Linked DNA regions of Mus musculus: regions 1 and 2 are each linked to region 3. The links are chromatin loops, found by intact Hi-C in ENCODE. Cell type or tissue: heart. All regions are shown on one strand. Each heading gives the region's core, and the rest is flanking DNA. Links, peaks and the distances in the headings are about the cores only.

The links. A loop is a pair of places that touch in the nucleus more often than their neighbours do. Peaks named below come from ENCODE experiments on the same cell type or tissue, not always from the same donor. Only the 100,000 strongest peaks of a DNase experiment are listed, where the experiment ranks them.
Region 1: a loop joins it to region 3, with 2.0 times the contacts of the local background. A loop is called at or near these places in 2 of 42 quality-filtered maps.
Region 2: a loop joins it to region 3, with 7 times the contacts of the local background. A loop is called at or near these places in 14 of 42 quality-filtered maps.

Annotation. Positions count from the first base shown.
Region 1 is chr16:77,440,288-77,448,120 of GRCm38, reverse strand. All of the region lies in intron 2 of Mir99ahg (Mir99a and Mirlet7c-1 host gene (non-protein coding)), which reads right to left. Among named protein-coding and RNA genes, the nearest start is that of 9430053O09Rik, 24 kb to the right of the region's middle. In heart, for the core only: a CTCF peak has its summit at 3,862 (motif pointing right); no DNase peak of the experiment used is centred there.
Region 2 is chr16:77,590,731-77,598,563 of GRCm38, reverse strand. No RefSeq gene overlaps it. Among named protein-coding and RNA genes, the nearest start is that of Mir99a, 4.3 kb to the left of the region's middle. In heart, for the core only: a CTCF peak has its summit at 1,739; DNase peaks (open chromatin) are centred at 3,823 and 4,453.
Region 3 is chr16:77,496,334-77,504,166 of GRCm38, reverse strand. It overlaps Mir99ahg (Mir99a and Mirlet7c-1 host gene (non-protein coding)), which reads right to left. Exons shown (of 5, transcript NR_015543.3): 4 at 2,557-2,664. Among named protein-coding and RNA genes, the nearest start is that of 9430053O09Rik, 80 kb to the right of the region's middle. In heart, for the core only: no CTCF peak of the experiment used is centred there; DNase peaks (open chromatin) are centred at 3,646 and 4,076; H3K4me3 peaks cover 2,674 bases; H3K27ac peaks cover 2,947 bases.

The sequences.
Region 1 (7,833 bases), core at 1,347-6,346, 56 kb after region 3:
GAAGAAACATTTATAAAACATAGAGATATTTGCGAACACACATTTTCCATAAAAACACAAAACTAGCAACCAAAATATATAAGCAAAAGATCTGCAAAATAAATTTTAAAAAAAGCCACACAATGCATTAAGCATTATAAGACAACCATGCACAGTAGTGGCTAGCCAATGCTTTAAATTTTTTGTTGTTCCTGTTTTGAGTCAGGGGCTCAGTTGCTCCTGCTGACACCAATCATCTAAGAAGCTGAGAATGTCTTCCGATTTCTGGTCCTCCAGGTTCTAATACCAAATGCTGGTATCATAGGCATGTACCACCATCTGAACCTTCAATGATGTTATTGTAAGAAGTTAAAATTCATCCTTTGCTCCAAAAGAACATTTTTTCCATTAAAATCTCTCCTAAAGTAGGATAAACCCATGCTGTCTAATGCATATTAATTTTATAATATTTCTACCTTATTATTGTTTAGACTGAGATGGCTTAAAGGAAGTGTGACTTTTAATTGATGCAAAGATTTATGTCCAAAAATTTCATCCAAACAAACTTGTAAACTGTGGACTAAGCACTATCCCATTGTCTCCTCATGTACTAAAAGTGCCATTACAAAGAATATGCAAAAATTTCAACACTTGCTTGCTACTGGCTGCCTTGTTCAGCCAAGCACAAAGGAACACTTTGGCTTGCTTTGTGTCATTTATCAGCCCTCCCAGGTTTCCCCAGGCATATTCTGTACTTAAATTGACATTTTGCAATTTCTATTTTCGTTGAGAAAATTCAAAAATATATTTTTCAAAGACCTTTTCCAATGCTTAGTAGGAGGTGAAACAGTACTGGATATAGAATTGTTTAGCCGAAGGGACTATGTTGGGAAGTAGGCGATTTGGGGTTTGCTTGTAGATTTGTTTTTGTTTTTTGTCTTTGATTCACTGGCATATTGTTCCTGTTAATTTATCGTTTGAGAATTTCATTCATGCAGATACCCTGCTTTGATACGTCAATTTCCTTCAGAGTCGGCGATGCTATTAATAACATTTCTATGACAGTAGGAGGGGGAGGCAAAGGAAGCAAGGGGTTCATCTAAAATTTATACAGTGTTTAACCTATTTTTACATCTCAGCGTTTAGTTCTCAAGCTTATTTTGACTACAGTAAAAAGTGGATTGTTTTCTTGAATTTCTTGCAGTGGATGGCAACTTTCAGGTTTTATCTTCAATGTGCGAACAGTAACACAATCAGCCAGATCGTCACTGGCTCTAGATTTGTGCGTTTCTATGCATTGGGGGAGATTAACAGGTGTCTCAAGTTCTTTAGAGATCCCCACGATAAACAGGTCCATAAGGAGGAGCACTGGGATCTTATAAATGATATATATAAAACATTATAGAATAGATCTTCGTAGTTGCCTTAAATACATATTTCAGTGGAACAGTTCCATTTACATTGCTGTTTGTTGATTACCACACCCAGGTCTAGGATTTCTACACCATCTCCACTGAAAAGCTGCATTATTAAAACCACAGGTCTCATCTGTCCCTTCCTTCTACCTCAGTAACCATAAGCATTGGTATTTTTCTTTATCCATTTGCCTATTCTATTGACCCCAGACGGTGATACTATTACAATATTTCTCTTCCTGTTTCTGGCTTTTTTTTAATAGCATTATGCGAGCAAGGATCCTTCATATGAAGAATGTTAACAGGACATTCACTCTTATTTAAGGCTGAATAATATTCAAGTATATATATATACCACCTTTTTTCCTCAGTGATCATTTGGGATTTTTTCTTTCTAGGGAATTATTGTAAATAATGCTGCTATGAATGTAAATGTGCAAGTATATGGTTCTCACTTCCCTTTTGTGTCTATGCCCCGAATGTCAGGCTTTTGTTGCTACGAGACACTAGAAATGCATTTTTTAGGTACAGAATTCAGCAATTCCTTCATCCTTTTATTACTGCATCAGTCTGAATTCCATCATCCATTAAATAAAGTCTAATAATCGTATTCATAGACTTCATTGTGCAGCCTGTGCTTGATAGACAGCACTGGCTTCAAATCTTCCTGTTGCTCTTCGTCTAACATGCAAGTCTGGTTACCAAAACTGCAGAGTGATAGAAATTACTTTCATTTATAAAACACCATAAGAAGAAAGAATTTTCAGAAAGAGAATTAAAACATTTTATTGACAGTGCACATATTTAGTGATCAATGCCAACTTTGGTTCGTTACAGCAGCTCTTTATTTTGAAATCTTTCTAAATATGTTACTTGTTACTCTGAAAGTTCAATAGCGATACACCATCAATTGAAATTTAGTGCACTCCAGAGAAAGCATTAAACCTTAGTTTCAAAATTGAAGACGTATCAACTCATACAAACGTAGAGACCAACTGTATGAAAGGAATGTTTTCAGGTTAATGCATGCCTTTTCCTCCAACTACATCATCAACCTTTTCCTTTTAGTTAAAACTTTAGACGTATGAATATATCTCTCACTTTAATAATGCATCACAAACTATGGACGCCACACAGCTTTCAAGCTACATAAAGTTATTGATGGCACAATGATCACAGAATGCAAGCATGTGCAATATGATTTGTTTGCGAAACAATAGATATTTTATGGTCCATTTCCTCCACAGAATGCTCAAAACCTTATTAAGTTTACCCAGGGTCTTTGCCCTTTCATGTTCATATGGTTTATATGTGCTGTGGCATGATGTGAATTGGATGTTAAACTCTACACATTTTCCTTCCCATCTGCTCTTGGTTCAAGGCCGTAGTAAAAGAGAAAAGTAAATAATCCCAGCTTTTCTTTAATATCATTCTTCATGTTTCCCACACTCAACTGAATTTTATTACAGAATCAGTCTCTGACTTCCTATTTATTTTATCCTTCGGTCAAACCTCAAGGTAACACCTTTCATGGGTTCATATATTAAGTTTCTTTTATGGAAATGTCAAAATTGTCTCTGTACTGAAGGAATCCAGAGCACATGCTTATATGCGCCTATAAATTTACTCTGCGATACTTATTGGCAATGCTGACATTTAGTGCTCACTATGTCCTATATGTAATGCAAAACTGTAATTACTTTCTTTTAACGTATAAATATGTTTTATTTCAGGTCATTTACTTCTTATAGGAACCATGAACACTTCTCTGACTGTGCAAGTGTACTAATGATTCTACGCGTGTATACACAAGATATGATGTCTAAGCTTCAGTTTGCTTAGTTTCCTCCTGAGGTTGCATACAAGGTAGGGAGTAAACATATATATATTACCAATTAAAAGGAGTACTTCCTCATAGTATGAGTTAATTGCACAATAAAAAAAGTAGTCTGCGAGAGGTCTTCATTTCTGAGATTTCTCTGATAAACTACCCAAGGTTCTAGCTAGTCAAACTATTGCTGACCGTGAACGGCCAGAGATCATCACCATCAGTGAGTTAGGAATTCTAGCTCTTACAGCCCCGAATCTGGATAGATCCCCAACATAAAGTATACATTGTAACTTTTGAGCACATCTGGTCTACACTATCTTAAATCTTTGAGAGTCAGTTTTTTGAGCATACGGTAAACCACCTGCATTCAAGCATGTGAAGAGAGAACTGTGTCCTTTGAAAAGTAATATTTGAATTTGGTGCGTCTTCACAAGATGTGTCAATCAGATACATGGATGAAACCTCCACCCCTTTGTCTCCATACACGGACTTAGATTATTCATTGAACAGGCTCCTGAATTAGACGATATGAGGTTGTGTTTGCTATATAACTCCCTGCGATACACAAGCTCTGGCTTGCTCTTTATGTCCTGAATTTCCATGGCTCAGACAGAGGTGGAATAAGAACAAGGATTAGTTGTTGCCACTAGAGGGCAGTAACAACAATTTAATAATACAAAGCATGTTCCTGCTTGTCCCCAGCACAGGGAAACAATGAGTTTGTGTGGGTGAGGTCTTAGGAACCTCTGGTTCTAAAAGAAGGAACAATGCCTTAGAGATAAATTAACTAAAACTCTTTTATTGCCATCGTGTTCAAATCACACTTTGCGAGGCTTTCAAGGTTAAAAAGTCTTGTTTGCATGTCCTACTCCTAACTATGAGAACAGGCTATTTTCTCTGGTAAGAGCTTGAAAATAGATGGCTGTTTATTAGAAGTAGGCTCTCAGCATAAATATTGAAAGAAATTCATTACTGTGGATTTAAGACCTTTCACTTTTTTATGAGAGTATACATACACAATTTCTAAGTGCAAGTGTTCAGAATTTTCATGGAAAATCATACTGGATAGACAAATTCGTCTTTTACTAGGTATCTCCCTCATAAATTCTCTATGAGCACCATAAGAAAATGCTCCATCAAGCTAAACAGTAGGAGGGAACACACGAGTTCGAATAAAAGGATGTAGGATTCTAGCACCTACAAATTCAATTCTATTGATATCCTCGTTAGCATTCAAATATGTCTGCTTGCTATTCTGAGGGTTTCCACGTGAATATTTAGCAATTTTCTCAAGGAAAGGGAAGAGAAGCTTCTTAATCAAACTGTAAGTTCCTTTGCAGATATAATTATGCAACCTCATTGTCATTCTTGATGCTCCAGGAATTGAGAAACACATGTTAATGTTGATCAGATCTGCCCTGTAATGACCCATACGACACTGGAAAGTGCAAACTCAATGCTCCTCTGACCATGAGGCGCCCCTAACTCTGTCAGAGTGGTCATTTACTGATACTTTTATATCTAACGAGATATAAAGAGCAAATATATAGATATACATATATATAGATAGACAGATAGATATAGATATAGATATATAGATATATAGATATATAGATATTAGATATGAAGACACCCATAGTGTATTATTCGAGTCAATATGTACAAAATCACAAAGTCAAGTGAGGTTTATACACATTTCTAGACGCTTACACTCTGTCCTTGTGCTTCCCTTTTATGGTGGGTACCTGGAATTACTCATAAGTACCTGACACCTTCACCATGCTGTAAGCTGCCCTGCGCCCTGCTCTAGACTGATTCCCAGAAGAAACAGATGGTTGGGAAGTGGGATGGATGCTAAAGCAACAGCCCCATAGCGAGAACTGGGAAACTGAATCCAATCCAACTTGAAAAGGTTTGCACGAAGTCCAACCGAGGTTGCCTTGGCTTATCCAAGACAATGATTTCTACATTTCCAAAAACTATTGTTTTATTTATTTAGCTCTCAAGGATGATGTGTTTGGTTTGTATTTAGAGCTATGCAGTAAATAAATAAAAAAAACCTATATTACAAAAAGGCAAGGTCTAGAGATTCAACCTTGACAGTCTGGCGAGTGGGTATTGTAATGTTACACAATCTGACAGTATCTAGGTGCTTACATATGGTATGCTAGACATCTTAGGTGTGTTTACATACTGAGGAAGAGCATGAATGGCTAAATGAAGTAGTTTTCAGATTGACAAAAATCTGAAGGCATGTAAGTTCTGGGCCATTGAGGGATAGGCCTGAATTTACATTTCTGTGTCTGAGGACTTCACTCTGTTTGTCACATAAATATTCATGAGAATTTATTTATTTCTAGAATTAGTCCATGAAAGATGTGTTTCTGGATAGGTGTGCATCAATATTGACACATGCAGTCTGAAAGTGTTGGTACTTCTCAAACTCAACTTTCCCATTGTGTTTGCAGCTAAAATCCATAATGAGTTCAGTATCAAACCAGTCAGTGGATGGCCACTTCTCCTTGGAGACTAGCCATAATTTCAGTTCTCTTCTATCGTGGGCTTGGACACAGACCTACATACTCATTTATGATTAAACTGGAGATACTTATTAAAAGGTAAGTATGAAGAATCATTACATTTTTCAGGACAATGATAATAATTTTGAATGGTCTCATATTTTTTCTTTTAACTTAACACATAGTGTAGAAACAAAACATATGAAATTTTCTAAACTACTAACATTCAGGTGCCAGACCTAAAAGAAAAAAATTCAAGAACAGCTTGTCTGTTTGGCTTTATCCCTTTGTTCACAAAATAATGTATTTAAGAACATAAATCATTACTTGACACTCGAGTTAGAAATGAACAATATACATCACATTTCCAGACCAAAACAAAAGCAAGCAAGCAAGAGAAAAACCAACAAAAATATCACACCCGCAATAAAAGATAATAACAAGGAAAAACTCCTGAACTCTGTACTTCATGAAAGTTGTTTAAAGTATGTGAGTTTCAATAAAACCAAAGAAGCAGTTGTGTGTGCCTGCAGAGCTCACAAAGGACTAATTTCCAAACACTTTTCTGCATCCAAAGTGCTGATATTTTCCCTGAGGCTTCCATTACAACTTTGATCATGAAAACAATAGTAACAATGCTGAAGAAGAAGAAGAGACTAGAACTCAGCATTTACAGTGAGCTTGCCAAACACCAGCACGGTAATAAAGAATCCATATTTTACTCAGGGCTGTGGTAAATGACTGTCCCACATAGTAACTCACAGCAACACAACAACTTCAATTACCTGCTCAAGAGCACAATTCTATCAAAGACGAGGAAAGGGTCTTGTTGATGGGTACCAAGAAGGAAGAGTCATTATTCTTTAGGGATACGGCAGTGGGTGGATTGCTCATACTCCCATGAGCGTTCATTATATGGCCATCAGTAAGTAAACTCACCGGACTATTAATAGTAACAACAAAAAGGAGAATGTAAAGTTTGAAAGCAGACAGCTGGGTGTGCTATAGGAAGTGGAAGAGAGAGTGGCAATTAGAGACGAGCAATAGGCGTTATGTAAGTGTGTGAAACTTTCAAAGAAGAAAACTATTATTTTAAAAGTTAAATTAACTCCTGAGAGTATTTTGTCCTTCTTAGAAGGAGAACAAAATACTCACAGAGGCAAATATGGAGATAAAGTGTGGAGCAGAGACTGAAGGAAAGGTCACTCAGAGACTGTCCCACCTGAGAATTTAATCCCATATATGATTACCAAACGCAGACACTATTGTGGATGCCAAGAAGTGCATGCTGAAAGGAACCTGACATGGCTGTCTCCTGAGAGGCCCTGCCAGAGCCTTAGAAATACAGAGACGGATGTTCACAGCCAACCATTGGACTGAGCATGGGGTCCCCACTAGAGGAGTTAGAGAAAGAAGTGAAGGGGTTGAAGGGGTTTGCAAGCCCATAGGAAGAACAATATCAACCAACAAGACTCCCCAGAGCTCCCAGGGACTAAGCCATCAACAAAAAAGTACACAAGACTCCAGCTGCATCTGTAGCAGAGGATGACCTTGTCATGCATCAATGGGAGGAGAAGTCCTTGGTCCTAGATGCCCCAGTGTAAGGGAATGGAGGTGGTAGTAGGTGTGTGGAGGGAGGATGTGATAGGATGTTTCTGGGAGGAAGAGAAACCTGGAAAGGGGATAACATTTGAAATGTAAATAAAGAAAATATCCAATAAAAAAAAAGTTAAATTAAAATCGCTCCCTGTAATTCTTTCTGCTTATAAGCATCTACTATAAACACATCTGTTCTCTGAGGAACTACCATAACTTCTCAACCTCCTTCAGGCACTTTTTATCTAACATAGGAAAACCTTTAAAATGTAAGCCATTTCATTTACTTCGACTAAATGCCTTGAATGGCTTCTATTTTAACTAACACTCAATAGTTCTGGACCAGAAAAAAATATGACTCAAAAGGTAAATGCGCTTACCACCAAGCCTGACAGCCTGCATTTGATCCACCGAACCCACAAGACAAGACGGGGGAGAACATCAAATCCTACAAGAGGTCCTATGACTTCCACAAACTCACCATTATTCCAGT
Region 2 (7,833 bases), core at 1,347-6,346, 95 kb before region 3:
CTTTCTTTCTTTCTTTCTTTCTTTCTTTCTTTCTTTCTTCTCTCCTTCCTTCCTTCTTTCCTTTTCTTTCTTTCTTTCTTTCTTTCTTTCTTTCTTTCTTTCTTTCTTTCTTTCTTTCTCCCTCCCTTTCTTCTTTTCTTACTTCTCTCTTTTCTTCTTGATTTTTTCTTTTTTAAAGATTGCTTTTGTTTTAAACTGTGAATATTTTAACGTTGTTGTTAAAATGTCCTAATTGAGAACCTAATATATGTACATATGAATTATACTGTTGTGAGGCACAGATATAGTATGATAAGTCTACAACTAAAAAGGAAGTTATTAAACTGTATATGCACTAGAGTGACTGTATTTATTCACATAAAACTCAGTTAATGATTTTTGAGATTTAGTCACATTATAGCTTTTTATAAACAAATGAGGTCTTGTTGACTAGGTAAAGAACACAAAACCCACAAATTCTAGATGTACAGACATGTGCCTACAGTGGGGATGAAATTAAACTTTTACAGCAGTGAGGAAAAGATATGGTATCAAAAAACCCTAAAATCAATGACATGATCGGTGTTATTCCTGCTATTCTGGAATATTTGTAGTCGCTTATATCACACCAAGGAGCATACATTCCCTTTCAACAAAACACATTTAAATCTATTTCCCAAGAACTATATCCTTTCAACAAAATACACAGCTACATATAATTCCTCTGTTCAACAGGTTGAAATGAAATAAATGATTCTTAATTCTGTCAGCTACTACACTGTAAGAAAGCAAGCCAGTAAGCACACATGAAGCCAGTTACATGTACATTTTTAGGATTCTAAGCTCATCTGAAGCAAAATTATAAGTTGTACAATCGTTAATCATTGCACTCATATCTAAAATGATTTAGCTTTTCTTAATTATATCTTCATTGTGAAAAATAATACTGCATAGTAATTACTTCATGATTTGGCATGTTTTGAAATAAATAAAAATAGAATGTATTTTCTCCAGTTTAATACAGATAATTTGGCCTACACAAATTTTCACCATTATTTATTTTCAAATCATTCTCCTACTTATTAAAACTGTAGTAAATAATCAACAATCATGCATCCAATTGTAGTAAAAGTATTTCCTTATATATTTATACATTTTATGTTTAAAAAAAAGAAAGAGGAAACACTGGCTGTAGCTTTTATTACTACAAAATATACTTTGACATTATTGTCTTACTAGATATATGGAAAAGATTAAAAATAAACTATGAGCTTATACTTTTCTATCAGATTTTTACTTCCTTTTATAATGTATAACCACTGAGAACATATTTTCCTTTTCATTAAATAGCTTCCTATTCAACCATCTTGTACCTGAATTGTATAAATCAACATACACATATGTCCTCAGAATGATGGACACTGGGCATTGATCACAAAACCAAACAAAAGGTTGACAAAGGCAAGTAATACTGTAAACTCTTGAAGGAAAACCATCAGTGAAAATCCCAAATACGTAGCTTCATAAAGGGAAGGACCATTTCTTATACCAAACACAGACATAATCATTTTCTCTTTAATATTCTAAGATTAATTACTCTCTACATTTGTGCCTTTTCGTTTTACCTGAGATGATTTTCTCCTGTGGTCATTCTCTTCTCTTCTCATATGCACTTTAAGTGTTCCCCTAAAACAACCACAAAAGGAAAAATATCAGACAACTGCCACCTACAGGGATCATCTGTGTAGATTGGGAGCAAAGGAAGGAGGTGGCCGGGAAGACAGGACAATGTCAAAATGGGGGAAAGCCTTAAAAGTCTATTCCTTAAGGCTTGGCAGGGTCTGAGGGCCCCACCCCAGGATACTCATATGACACAGAAATACTTTCACAGTTTGCAGCTACATGTTCATTCTGGTTGGTGTTGCTTTCCCGGGAACAGTTCTCAAAGTGAAAGGACGTGTCTCTTACGGAAGCGACTGGGTTCTTCACAATGAAGGGGTGAAAGCTGAAAAGAGCTTTGGATTTGGCATGGAGCTTAATAAGATAATTAAGAGTGTGGAGATTAATGGCTCCTAAAATAAGATTCAAAATAATGTTTTTTAAACTAAAGAATCATGAAACATGAAAACAGGTTTATCAATATTAATTAAGCCTTTGGAAGTTGGCTTTCTAATAACAAAGGAGGAAGAAGAGCTATTCTGCAAATAATTAGTGAATAATAACCGATAAAGTCAATAAAACATTGCTTCAAATATTATCTTTATATTAGGTCTGGGTAACTGTTAATCCTTTCATAATATAACTGAAAAGAAGACAGAATTAACCAGCTGTATAATATTTCTCTTTGTTTATCCTTGATGTTTATGATATCATGAAATATAATTTTAAAATCATAACAATTATGCTAAAGTTTTCTTCTCATAGCTAATATTATCATGCCAGTTCTTAGTATGAACATTGTAATCTTCATTGATACACACTGCATATCTCAAAACGTTTTTTTCTTTTTAGAGATTTTCTTGCATGTTTAGAAACATTGTTTAGTAAAGAAGTTTTTAAAGGGGGCATATCATTTAACCCTCTACCACTAAAATAGGAAAAGCTGCATTTTGTTACAAGACGTTGACTTGCTCAGCAATTTCCTTCTACAAATAGAGAAAATAATTAGAATGCAATGTATTCACCTGCCGAGCCAAAGCAACTCTGAACTTGAAAGCAAGTTTGTACAGACTTTCCCCACCACAACAGTGAAGGGCAACTTCCAACGCTTCCCAACTGCTCTAGGGCAAATTCTTTTTCCTTGTATTTTTAGAAGTAGAATTATTAAGGAACAAGCTATTTTTTTTACTTCGCAACGGAGAATCCGCTCTGTTTATTCCCATCTCTCCTCTACTGAAACCGGCATGAAAAGAAATTTTATTTAGCATTATATGGATGCATTTTTGAAGCAAGATCTCTTTTTAGAACTTCGAGAAATTTCTTCTTTTGCATTTAAAATTAGGAGTCACAGAAAAGGTTTTACTTTCCTTACTACTACTGATTCCCAAGCCCGTTTCTCCACAAAATATATTACTGGACACAAAAATCAGAGATAACACACACTACTGTCTGCCTAAAACTTCTGTGAACAACCAAAGCAGGAGCTTATGTCTATAGAGAGTTTTCTTATTCCAGTTTAGTGTCTACGCTAATCACGATTAGAGTAAGAAAGCAAAAGAAAAAAGTGTAAAGTGGGTAATGAGTTAATAAGAACAAATTGAAACTGCAAGGAGTCTAATTTATGGAATAGAAAGCGTAAAAAGAAACAAAAAAAAAGTTATACCTGGTATGAAAGTGCGGGTTCACCAAGTGCAATGTACTGCTCTTAGGCCATTGTTTTTTGAAATAATAACAAAAATAAATAAATAAAAGAAAGAAGGGTCATAGATTTGTGTTGCCTTCCAAGCTGCTTAACGAAGCCCGATGTCTCAGGAGTTAGACAAACCAAAGTTTGCTTTTTTGGGTTTGTCTCGGTTTGCATTTTTGGTTTGTTTTTGTTTTCACGCAGGCATTCCGCATCATTATCAGTATTTTTCAGCACTCTGGCGAATACTGAGAAGCTCAGGGTTTTTGTTTGGTTTGGTTTTTTGTTTTTGTTTTGGATTTTTTTTTTTTCTGTTTCTTCTGGGCTCCCGGTATTTCTCAGAGAAGGAGGTCCAGAGGGCTTGTCTTCATTCTCTTCCTTCTCCATATTCCAGGCACAAAGCACTGCGCAGAATCTGCACCAATCGTTGCCACCGACTGGCAGCAGAATGGTAGAAGGTGGGAGAGTCCCGGAATCCTTCCAGGCTGACTTGAGAAACGAGGACTGCACACGTTCGTCTCCCGAACCGAAGGGGTGAAAAGGCTGGGTGCCAGTTTGCTACTCGGCTGCAATGATCTCATGCTCACTGCTCTGTCGTCCTGTCCGACCAGTTCAAATGCCTGTTCATTATAAACCAAATACATACATACATAAATAACCCAAACTACTTGAATTCTTCAGTAACCAAAAGAAGAAAAAAAAAAGGAAAAAGAAAAGATATTAACATAAAAATTAAAAAACAAAACAAAACAGCAGTCAGGAAAGGTAAAAAAAAGAAAGAAAGAAAAGAAAACAAAAGAAAAAAAGCACATACAATTTAGGATTCACTTGTTATGCCTCAATATTCTGTTATTATTTTCCTTTTCTCTCTCTCTTTAGAGATAAGCAGCCGAATTTATCAGGCGTGAAAGGGACAGCCTCCTGGTGGCCTGCCAAAAGCCCAGAATAAAGACGAGGTTGTGCTTCAAAGCTCAGTTGCTTGCTGAGACTGGCTAAAGTCAAGTCTTAAGATCCACCATTTTCTGATCCTTGCTAGAAAAGAAGAAAAAAGTCAGGGCCGTTTGCTGCTTCCAAGTCTCCGTTGGCACCATCACAAAATCTCAGTCGTCAGGTCACATGATTCTCTGCCAAATGTAGAGTGAGGCATTCCCATCAACCATTCTGCTGATACTGCGAAGGCAGCTATTGTCTCGTTTAGACCCAAAGTTCAGCCCACTCTTCATTGAATTAGCTGAAAAACGCATCACCTTTGGGGGCTGGGAGTCATGGAAACGTCTACCTGGCAAGCTGCCCACTTTTTCTGCCCATCAACCAGAGATGGGATTGTGCTGCTTAACGCAGTCATGACTTGGAATGTGAAGAGTGGTCCAAAGTGAATCTCATTCTTACAACGCCTGTTTCATTTGCACAGAAAACTCTGGCTCATAGGAGAGAGGGAGAGGGAGGGGAGGGGGAGAGGGAGAGAAGGAGGGAGAGGGAGGGAGGGTGAGAGAGAGAGAGAGAGAGAGAGAGAGAGAGAGAGAGAGAGAGAGAGAGAGAGAGAGAGATCTTTCCTACAAAAAATTAGCAAATAAAGGTCTGAACATGCTTACTTTGCAACTTTGTTTCTCAACGCACCCGAATGGTTCTCAAACCGGAAGACTGAATGCCCTGCCCTGCGAGTTTTCGTCATTAAAGGCATATCTGTTTTCTTGTCTTTCTTTCTTTTTTTTTTTTTTTTGTAAACGCAACAAGCCTAGCACATTTGTTTTATTCTCCCACTTTAAGACTTTGAAACAAAACCAAACCTCCCAGTTTTCCTTTTTGCATTTTTATTACTTTCTGATTTTTATCTAGCACCAATTTTGTGCTACATGGCCACAATATCCACTAGCAACAGAGATGCATTATTGCTACCATCTCCAACAAAGTGGTCCCTTGAGAGGATGGGGTGTCTCTTCCAGCAGGCAAACCCCTGCAATTGGGTCTTGCGATAATCCCCATCACTACCTAGCACAGCTGCTATGCAAGTTTTCGGAGATTGACACATGTGAGAAGTGTTCTTTCTGTTCTCTGACTGGCTGCGGGTTGCCTGTGTGGCATGAAAGATGCCTTTGAAAGATTCAGGGAGCATATCAACAGCTCTTAGGCAATAAAATGAACAGCTTCCCCCTCCCTGGTGAATTTCCATTCTAGCATGCAATGAGATTTTTTTCCCATGTACAAACATTTCCATACTTCCTAACAAGAGTGGAGTGAATTCAATCTTTAAATATTCCCTTAAGCAGAATGTTAAGCCAAGTAGCAGAGCAAGCATCGTTAACATATAAGTCAAAATTCAGAGGACAATGCAGAAGACCTACATTTTCATACATGATTGAAAAATTTGTAGTGATTGTATATTAAAGTCACTTATGTTTGTAGTAAGTCTAGAATTATGTTCATTGCCTTATCTGAGTAATGGATCCATGTCCCTCTCCAGGAATGCACATATATTAAATATTATTTGATAGTTAAAACACGACTTGCCTAAACATTATTTGTGAAAGTCAGAACTCGGAAACATCCCATCAATGGATTTAAAGGTTATTATCTTATTCACGAGGTCACTTTAGGAGCAGTAAGGGGTGAATATCACATGCCCATATGGGAAACATCACAAAATCCGGCCTGTCTGTAATTGAAAACTGCACGAAGTTCTACACAGTAGAACTTGACCTTAAACATGTGCTGAAGTTTGCGATTGTTTTTCTCCTAGACTGAAAAATCCTGGGCAACGTTTTCTAGAGTCTTAACCACAGCACTAAAGAGTGTTGGGTAGGGAGAATTGTACAATGCATATTTAAAGCCCTGTATGTTCAGGATGCACAAAATAGGTGACAGACATAGAATGAGAAGTGTAAATTTGTAGTGACCGTTCAGTTATGCGGCAATTAAGCACTAGTGTTTGATAGGTTTTACACTGGGTATAGGGGACTAGCGCTAGAGACTCCTATGAGGTGTCATTCAGTAAATACTTTTAAATAAGAAAAGCCCGTGGTAAAGTAGCTAAGTTGGTATCCAGAGGAAATTTATTAAGGTGAAACTCTTTATGAAACAAGCAGGAAGATATTGAAGAACAGAAAGGAAATGCATATTAAATATAAATTACCTATGGAAGTCTTTCCTCAATCCGAACTATTCCCTTTCAGTAAAAACTCATTAATTAGGTTTTCACAATTTTATGTTTAACTTCCATAAATTAACTGATATAAAAGTTGTATGGTGGCCTCGCAATTCCAAATGAAAGAAACAAAGAAAAAGAAAGAAGCAAACTTTTGTGTTTAAGAGCATGGAATAAATATTTTTATTTAAATCTTCTATTAAATACCACCAATATATCCCAAAGAATATGTATAAAACAGATAGAAAGAGACTGTGACAGACTGAGGACTGGCATGCCCATAATTCCCTTCACCTTTTGACTGGTGTTTGCTGGTTTGTTTGTTTGTTTTCAACTCTTTGGTTTTTGTTTGTTTTTCAGTCATGGCATCAGAAGAACAGTGGCCCACAGGGACAGTAATTATTGGGACAATACTGTTTTAATTTTTCTTTCCACTTTGTTTTTTTTTCAAGACAGGGTTTCTATGTGTAGCCCTGGCTATCCTGACACTCACTGTATAGGCCAAGCTGGCCTGGAACTCAGAGATCTGTTTGCCTCTGCCTCCCAGGGTCTGGGTTTAAAGCCATACACCACTATTCCCCAGGAAGGAAATTGCCATTTTCTATAGCCAAATACCACAGAAGGAACTGTAGCTGAATTCTAACCCACACTTAAAAATATCAGCTTGAAAGCCAAAATGCTGCCAAGATAAAATAAAGAGTCCAGATGTTCTTTGCCCAACATCACTGGAATAGTATAAGACAAGTCTAAAGAAGAGTTAATTAAGGTGGCTTGGAGGGAGGGGAAATAAATGAAAACAAATGTAATCACACACACACACACATACAAACACACACACACACACACACACACACACACACGCACACACTCACACATGCATAAACACTCACAAAGATGCCGTGGGAGAATGCATTAGTTTTAGGCTAATACAATCTGGAGTTTAAAATAAATAGATAGATAAATGATAAAAAAGAAATTAAAGAGTTAAAATAGTTTTAAAGTTTCTAATAAATACATCTTTGAAATATAGAAAAAAGGTAAATGAAATAAAAATATAAGCCTAGAAAACAAACCTCAGAACATTAACAACTGAAATAACACAAGGAGTGATACATTTGTTTAAATATCGATTAATTTTAAAACAAGATTTTGTGGTGGAGTTTAAGTTGTTCACAAATTCCTGTCTCCCTGTCCCTATCTTCTGACTAGTGGTGTTTCAAGAGTGAGGTGGGTTTTGGATTTTTATTTGTTTTTTTTTTTGTTGTTTGTTTGTTGTTGTTTTTGTTTTGTTTTGTTTTTGTTTTTGTTTTTTGCTACAATACGCTCAAAATACACATCAATTGACAGAAAATTAGAGTGCTATTTCCAA
Region 3 (7,833 bases), core at 1,860-6,859:
CAAAATTATATTTTCTTAATATTAGATTTCGATGAAAGCATTTATAAACTATTTGAATTTATAGTTATCTTTTGGCTACTTGGAAATACAATTGGTATTCATGTACTGAAGGAAGAAAACCTTGTAGTTACATATCTGGAGAAGTCTGAAAAATCCAACACAGGCTACAACCAGCTTATTGATGTTTCAAAATTTATTGTATGAATAACTGACAAAATAACTGACAAAATAAAATAGTGCCGTAAATTTTTTCATAAGACTAATGTGCTTTTATCCCAGCACATACTTTCTCCAGGGCAAGGAAAGCAGATGTCTTGACATGCATTTCTTATCTCCTCTCCCTCCTCCAGTCCCAAATCCTCTTGCCTGTAACTAATCTTTTATGACTGAGGTCACTGAGGTAGTGCCAAAACTCAATAATGCCATTCAATCTACTGTAGCAAAGCGCTTATCTCATTACTGGAACGTAGACCATTTAGACCAACGTACTTCATGGTAATGATGAAATGTTCACCTAAAACGCCCTATTGTTAATGTTTCTCACTAAAAAAGTGCAGATTTAAAAAGTCCAGGTGTATATTCCAGTAAAGAATAAAAGTTGCCACTTAATTATTTGATGCCTGTTTTAATTGGGGGAAATATTTTATGTGCCTGTTGTATGATTTAACCAAACAAACAAGCACAAAAATACTTTTCTACTAACAAGGGTAAAGAGCAGTCCTTTAGATGAACAGTTATGAGTGGATTTTATTTCTCTGAAGTTTCAAGATTGTGAAAATGGAGTTGGACCCAGAGAGTCCAAAAATAAAAAAAAAATTGAACAAGTAATGAAACATTTACAAGCTATTAGTCCCAAATAAAATAAATGCAAAATAGACAGAAATACTTTCCTTTTCAAAGGGATTGTAAAAACTATTTTTAAAATGTTAACAATGATAGTTGATGACTGTATCTGAAAGCCTACACAATAGACGTACTCATCTAACAGCTCATTTGCACAGCAAACGAAAATAAATGTTTAACTGCTGCAGTGAGGTATATAATTCAAATGGCTCCCTATGCTTATTGATTTCTTCTGAAAGTCGAAAGTATTTGCTAATAGTCAAGTGTTTGATTATCCATTCGGAATTTAAAACACGAATGTATTTATCTGTGTGCCCCAAAAGTTCCATCTTTGAATGTATTAGTGTTGCCATGGAATCTATTTAACAGTAACAACAAAATTTCTTACAACTGTCAGTCAAAACATTTCTTAGCAAATGGTCTACCAATTTCAGATGCTTAGTAAAATTATGATAATAAAAATAGAATGAGAGTTAAAATTAGGAAAACAAAACAAAACAAAACAAAACAAAAGGTTTTTTAGAGCCAACCAAGTAGCATAATGTTATTTTTCTGCATTTGGTTAATGGTAGCAAATTTAAGGATGTGTTTTAGCAAAAACTTGACATATTTGACGGCATTAATTTTTTACTATTAAAGGAAAGTGGTACATCAAATAGTATCTCAGCTATAAACTCAAGGATGAAAAGAACTTATGAGAATAAATTTCTAGAAACTTCTAACTTCCATGAATTTTAGTGTTGACTGATATGATCTATTCATACACTTCAATCCTTATTTCGAAAAGCAGTAATTTGTAAACAATGCCATTAATCACGATGTAAAATTACAAACAAAATCGACTCCATATATGCACACACGTATAAATTAACCCAAAGGTAATCATAATATATTTTTTAAAATTCTAATTTGAGTTTGTTCTACACCCAAGTGAACAATGTGCTACAGCATATCAAGAGGAAGCTGGCAGAGTTATAAGTATGTGATAAGCATACCAATTAAGGTAGTTCTAATTCTCATTTCTACTAACTGGTAATTCATCTGATTCTCATTGGCATGGCAAACGGAAAATACAAATGTAACTAAGATCAAACTCGTGCATTAAGTAGATTACTGTATCACAGGGGGCAAAAATCATGTGTGGTGGTGGAGATACAAAGATTGCTTTAAGACACTAGAGACACTTTCATCCACTGCCTGAACTTCAGAACTGCTTTGCACACTAAAGGTGTCTAATGTCTTAAGTTACTGGTTAAAATCGCTCATAAAATCTAAAATTGTTACCATCTAATAAGTAGGCTATCTTATTGCAACTTGTAAATGTAGCTCAAAAAAAAACCTTATCATATAAAATTATATAATAGCTCCCATGACAGAATTCAGGTGTGGGAACATCAGATTTAAAATCTGCTCCTTGACCTTCTTGCCTTCTTTTATGAAAACTCAGCCTTTATCTTATGGGGAAGCACTTAAATACAGTTATTTCATCATTCAGACATGTTTACAAACCAAACATTTCTATGAAAAGATTTGTTAAAGGCATCAAGGTACCACATAATCTTTTAAAATTATGTAATAAATATTAACAATAACAACAAAACAAACAAAAAATCCCCAAACACTAAGGTATTCTAATATACACAAAGACCTCACTTAAGTCAATATTAAACTTAATTCTATATACAAAACTTCTGTTAACAGGATGTTACTTACAGAGATGAACAGTTTTATGAATTCATCTGTTATTCGTCCCGACGGGTTTTGAAGGATCTCTCCATAGTGTATATTGCTCAGTTAAGACAGGACTCCTATTCTGGTATGCTGAAGAGGAAAAAAATGTCCTTAAATCTTCTTATTTCAGATTATTCTTATTCTATCACAATTTAGGCAGCAACAGGCAAAGATTCCACAATGACAATATGAGAAAGCAAGAAAAAAAAAACAAACCTGAAGGTTTATTTCATATTTACTGTATAAAGTCACTTTTGACATGCCTATACAACTGGTTGTGGCGGCTTTCAAACATGATTTCTAATATATGTATATATAAAAAATTGCTCCAGGTTCTTTGAGAGAAAGCTTGCCGCTGGGAAGTTGATTTTGGCAATTGGCCAAAATCATGTGCAAAGGGGCCTCATTAGGGATTCATGGCAGCCTTCAGTACTCTCAAAAAAATGTGACCCAACAGGCTAAATGAGCCACTAAAATTAAAAAGTAAGAGACAAAGACAACTTACTTAATATTCCTTCCAAAACATCATTAAACTTTTTCTTTTCTTTTTTCAGTACTCAGACCCACGTTTGCCGAATGCACCATCTCCTGCCCTCTAAGGTTCAAACAATTCCTCTTTAAAACTTGTCTATTTTCTTCGCCCGGAATGTTTTTCTTTCTGTGTCACTTTGCAAAGATTTCTCTGGGGATCAAACAATATCTATTGCGATCAGTTCAATCACAGAAAACGAAAACGTCGAAAGACCGACTACAGACTCCTGATTCAAGTTTTCAATAAGCGAACAAAAATAAGTAAGCAATCTTCGGTACATTTCAACTTCCACAGAAGGAAGCACACACACCCTGTAAACTTGCATCTCTTGTATGGGCCAATTTCACTGACAAACTTGGACACCCCCCCACCCCCACCCCCACCCACCAAAGCAGGTCTGATCCCGAAGTCTTACCTAGATGTCTTCTGGCTTTTCTGTAGATCAAAAAGTTTCCTGCCTAGGCACACAGATATTCTTTCTCACACACCATAGAGGCCCTTTTATGAATCCCACACTGTAACAGGCTGCTTTTCAACACCAGTTGAGAGCGCAGTGCGTCAGCTCTTGAGATAAAATTCATGGCTAACACACAATTAGTGGGAGAGGTTGTCTCCGGGAGAATTTATCTTAGAACGAAAGAAGCAGGAGCACAGCTATTTTTTCCTCTTTATCCCTCCCTTTCTTTCCCCTCTTTCTTTCTTTCTTTCTTTCTTTCTTTCTTTCTTTCTTTCTTTCTTTCTTTCTTTCTTTCTTTCTTTCTTTCTTTCTTTCTTTCTTTCTTTTTTTAAATAGCAAAGAGAGGAGGGTGCGGTCAGATGTTAGAATTTTGCCTGAGAAAAGGGCCCTACACAGCACTAGGACCCACTAAATACTAGCAGAGCAGCCCGGGAAGGGAGCCAACGGAAGGACTTTGTTTGACCCAGCTGCCAATCTCCCCCGAAGCCGTGCGCCAGACTAAACACTCACACTATTTTAACTCAAATCAGGCTACAGCAGCTGTTTGCTTTCCGGCTCTGAGTTCGGCACCCACATGGCCTGTGTGGTTCACCCGTGAGCTTTGCGAGCTGCCTTGCTGAAATCTGTTCCGGGGTGGGATTTATCAGTGGAAAGAAAAATTTAACCCTGCACCTCATGGTTAACAGAGATTGTTTGCTTCTCGGCTTTTGATCCGGTCACCAGAAAGTGGTTTTTCTTTTTATAATCTCTGAAAAATAAGAGTGTTAATTTTACACCCAGGGAGAGAGTTGGGATTTGAAAGTGAGGCTTCCGAACTGTTTTGCTTTGAAAGTTTTCTAACATGTTGAAATTAGCAGTGAAGTGTAGCAATAGCAGCGTGCTTTACTGAAACTTTAGGAGCGAGGCTGGTTTCTGCCTGTTCCTGTTCAACACCTTCCACCATCCAAGATGGAAAACTGGGGTTATACCAAGACTCAATAATGTCTCCTCGGTCGTCTCCTCCACTTTTAGAAAGTTCCTTCAGAAGCAACCATGAAGTAAAGCACTCTACATGCAAAGGCACATGCAACCCAAAGCACAAAGCAACCCAATTCACTTTCCTTAAATTTCCAATTACTTAACTACTTCAAGGCTTGAAATCTCATCAATGACCGTCGAAGACTAAAACGTGTCCATTGGTAGCATAGAGCAAAAATTCAATGAGAAGAAAGCCAGAGGAAGGCCAATATTACAATTATCAAAATTAGGAGGACTGGATTTGATAATTAAGATTAACTGCACAAAAAATAGATGGGCACCTCTGGCCATGTGGGGAACATTAGTCAGTAAATCCTTCTTTGTGTTGAGAGAGAGAAGCTATGAGATGAGCTACTATATATATATATATATATATATATATATATATATATATATATATATACTACAACTAAGTATTTTTACTCCTGGTAGACTGTGAAACCCTGAGGAAGAAAGCCAGCATCCTTTGTGTTGACTTTAGCTTTCATTGTTAAATCATGAAGAAATAACTAATATTTAAGGGAACGAATTTTAATCTGAATGTGGTGAGCACCAATGACATAGTTCTGAAACGCACTGTAAGTGTGCCTGGGATTGCTTTTCTGTGCGTTGTTTCATCTTTGCAGTTCTGAGTGCTTTTTCTACTAGCTGAATCTAGCCAGACATTCACTTTATTTGTTACATGGGTGCTATGTACACACATGTTCGTGTTCATTTGTATGTGCACCTGTGTGTTTATGTATTTGGAGATTAATAGTGGACTTTGAGTGTTTCCTAAGTCATGCTCCACCTTATTTTTAAAACAAGGTCTCACTGATTTACGAAGGTCACAGATTCTAGTCTATGAGATAGCTAGCAAATCTCGGGTACCATCTTGACTTTGCCTTCCCAGAGCTAGGATTAAACCATGCCTAGCTTTACATGTGGATGCTGGCATATGAGCTTATGTCTTCCTGATTATATGTGGCAAACACTCTATTGACTGAGTGATCTCAGCACAAAATTATGTACATTTTACTTAGTAAGCAATGTTATTTCTTCATATAAGATGTGGAAAAGATCCTGAGTGTCAATGAACTACCAGATCTTTGGAGTACACTCACACTGAAAGAGCCAGTTACTAGGAATATACGCCATGGTGACCATGCAGCCCAACTGAGTTCCTAATGTCCAAATCCATCGCTGTTTATGAAAAACTATAATTGATATCTTCCTCATTATTTCTTTGTTCATATGTTCTCTACTATTCCCAAAATTTCTGAGTTATATAATCTTGGCGTATGATGAATAATTTGATGGATTTAAATTTACAATGATTATTGAAATAAAGTTTAAAATATGTTTGATAATTTTAAAGATCGTATTATATGAAATTTATTAATTGGTTTCCAGAAAATTATTTACTGGCTAAGGAATAATATACAGTTCTCAAAGTAGAGTTTTATTCTTTTTGCCTAAGGTAGTAGATGGAAATGCATACAGATGCAGACATATTTATAAACACAGAGAATATTGACCAGGAAATACTTATGCTTAATAATCTGGATGACTTTGTAAAAGCTACATACTTTCAGCATGAACATTTTATTTTCTAGATCTAAAAATTTAAAACAACAATATGAACTAACCAGTACCCCCGGAGCTCGTGTCTCTAGCTGCATATGTATCAGAAGATGGCCTAGTCGGTCATCATTGGGAAGAGAGGCTCCTTGGTCTTGCAAAGTTTATATGAGTCAGTACGGGGAAAAGCCAGGGCCAAGAAGTGGGAGTGGGTGGGTAGGGGAGTGGGAGGGAGGGTCTGGGGGACTTTCGGGATAGCATTTGAAATGTAAATGAAGAAAATACCTAATTAAAAAATAAATAAAAAATAAAAAATAAAATAAATAAAAATGAAAAATTCTTGAAAGTAATATATCCTGTCATATATTTCATACTTTAAAAAAATTTTTAATTTTCTAATAGCTCATAGGAATGATAGATAATGCCTGTAAGAAAGTATGCAGAATTAAGTGTAATTATTTATATTCTTCAATAAAGTTATAAGCCCTAATTAAAGGTTTCAAAGGCAGAAAGACATCATCATAAGCATTTTACACAAGAAAAAATTAAAAGCAGAAGGCACGTGATAACTCACTGGATGCAGCAAGAAATACCTTAATGCAAAAACTGAGCAAACTCATAGGACGACATAAATAGGTAGACCAGTATATGTTCAGAAGATAGAATAAAAGTCCTCAATAAACCTTTGCAAGTCAAACTCACCAATTGATAACCTGTGTATACAAAATAACAAACACTAATTTCAGTGTTTAAAAAGCTAGTCAGCCTTTGAACATGAGTTGTTACAAACCACCCCATCAACACACTAAAGAAGAAAAATCGTATGGAATATTTATAAAGACAAAGCAATTGACAAACTCAATTTTCACTCATGATTAAAATTGAAAAAACAAGGAACAGAAGAATCTTCTGTCTAACTGATAATGAATATCTGTAAAAATCTATTGCTAAGGTCAAATCAAGGGTGGAGACATAGCTGGCATCCCATGTAAATATAGCTAGTGCAATAAGACAAGAAAAGTAGCTAACACATAAATATTTCAAAGGGATATAAAATCATATTTATTCATAAATTGATTGTCTTTATATAAGATACCAAGGCGAAAGTACCCTTTCTGAATACATGGTTAACACACAAAAGCCTTTCAGTTTATCAGCCACGAACTCTAGAAATTTCAAATTCCAAAAAAGTAATTTTCTATTTTAAAAGTGAAATATTTCAATTTAAAAGGAACATAGAGAACCGTAAAACACTGATATGTGTTTTAAGGGCCGGCTAAATACATGGTTTTGTGCTTTTGTTTAGCAGGTCTTGAGACAAACATATCATGGTCATAATGAGCATCGCTGGACCCAGATCTTTGTTTCTAACACATCTCTCTAGTTAAAGGAATCTTAGGAAAATGGAGATTAGTTGAAGGACTTGACAGGCATCTACAGGATGGGGCTCAAACATCTTATTGCAACAAAAAATATAAAAAATATAAAAAGCACTAGAAATAGAACAGAACAATGTGTTGGCAGTCAATTTCAAAGGATATAGATGACACTTAAGGTAGTTCAGACATGAAAGCTGGAAGAAATTGAACACAGGTAAAATAATACTGATATATTAATTTATCTATATCATATATATATGATATAGATAAAGATCCACATATATCTACACATACACACACACACACACACACAC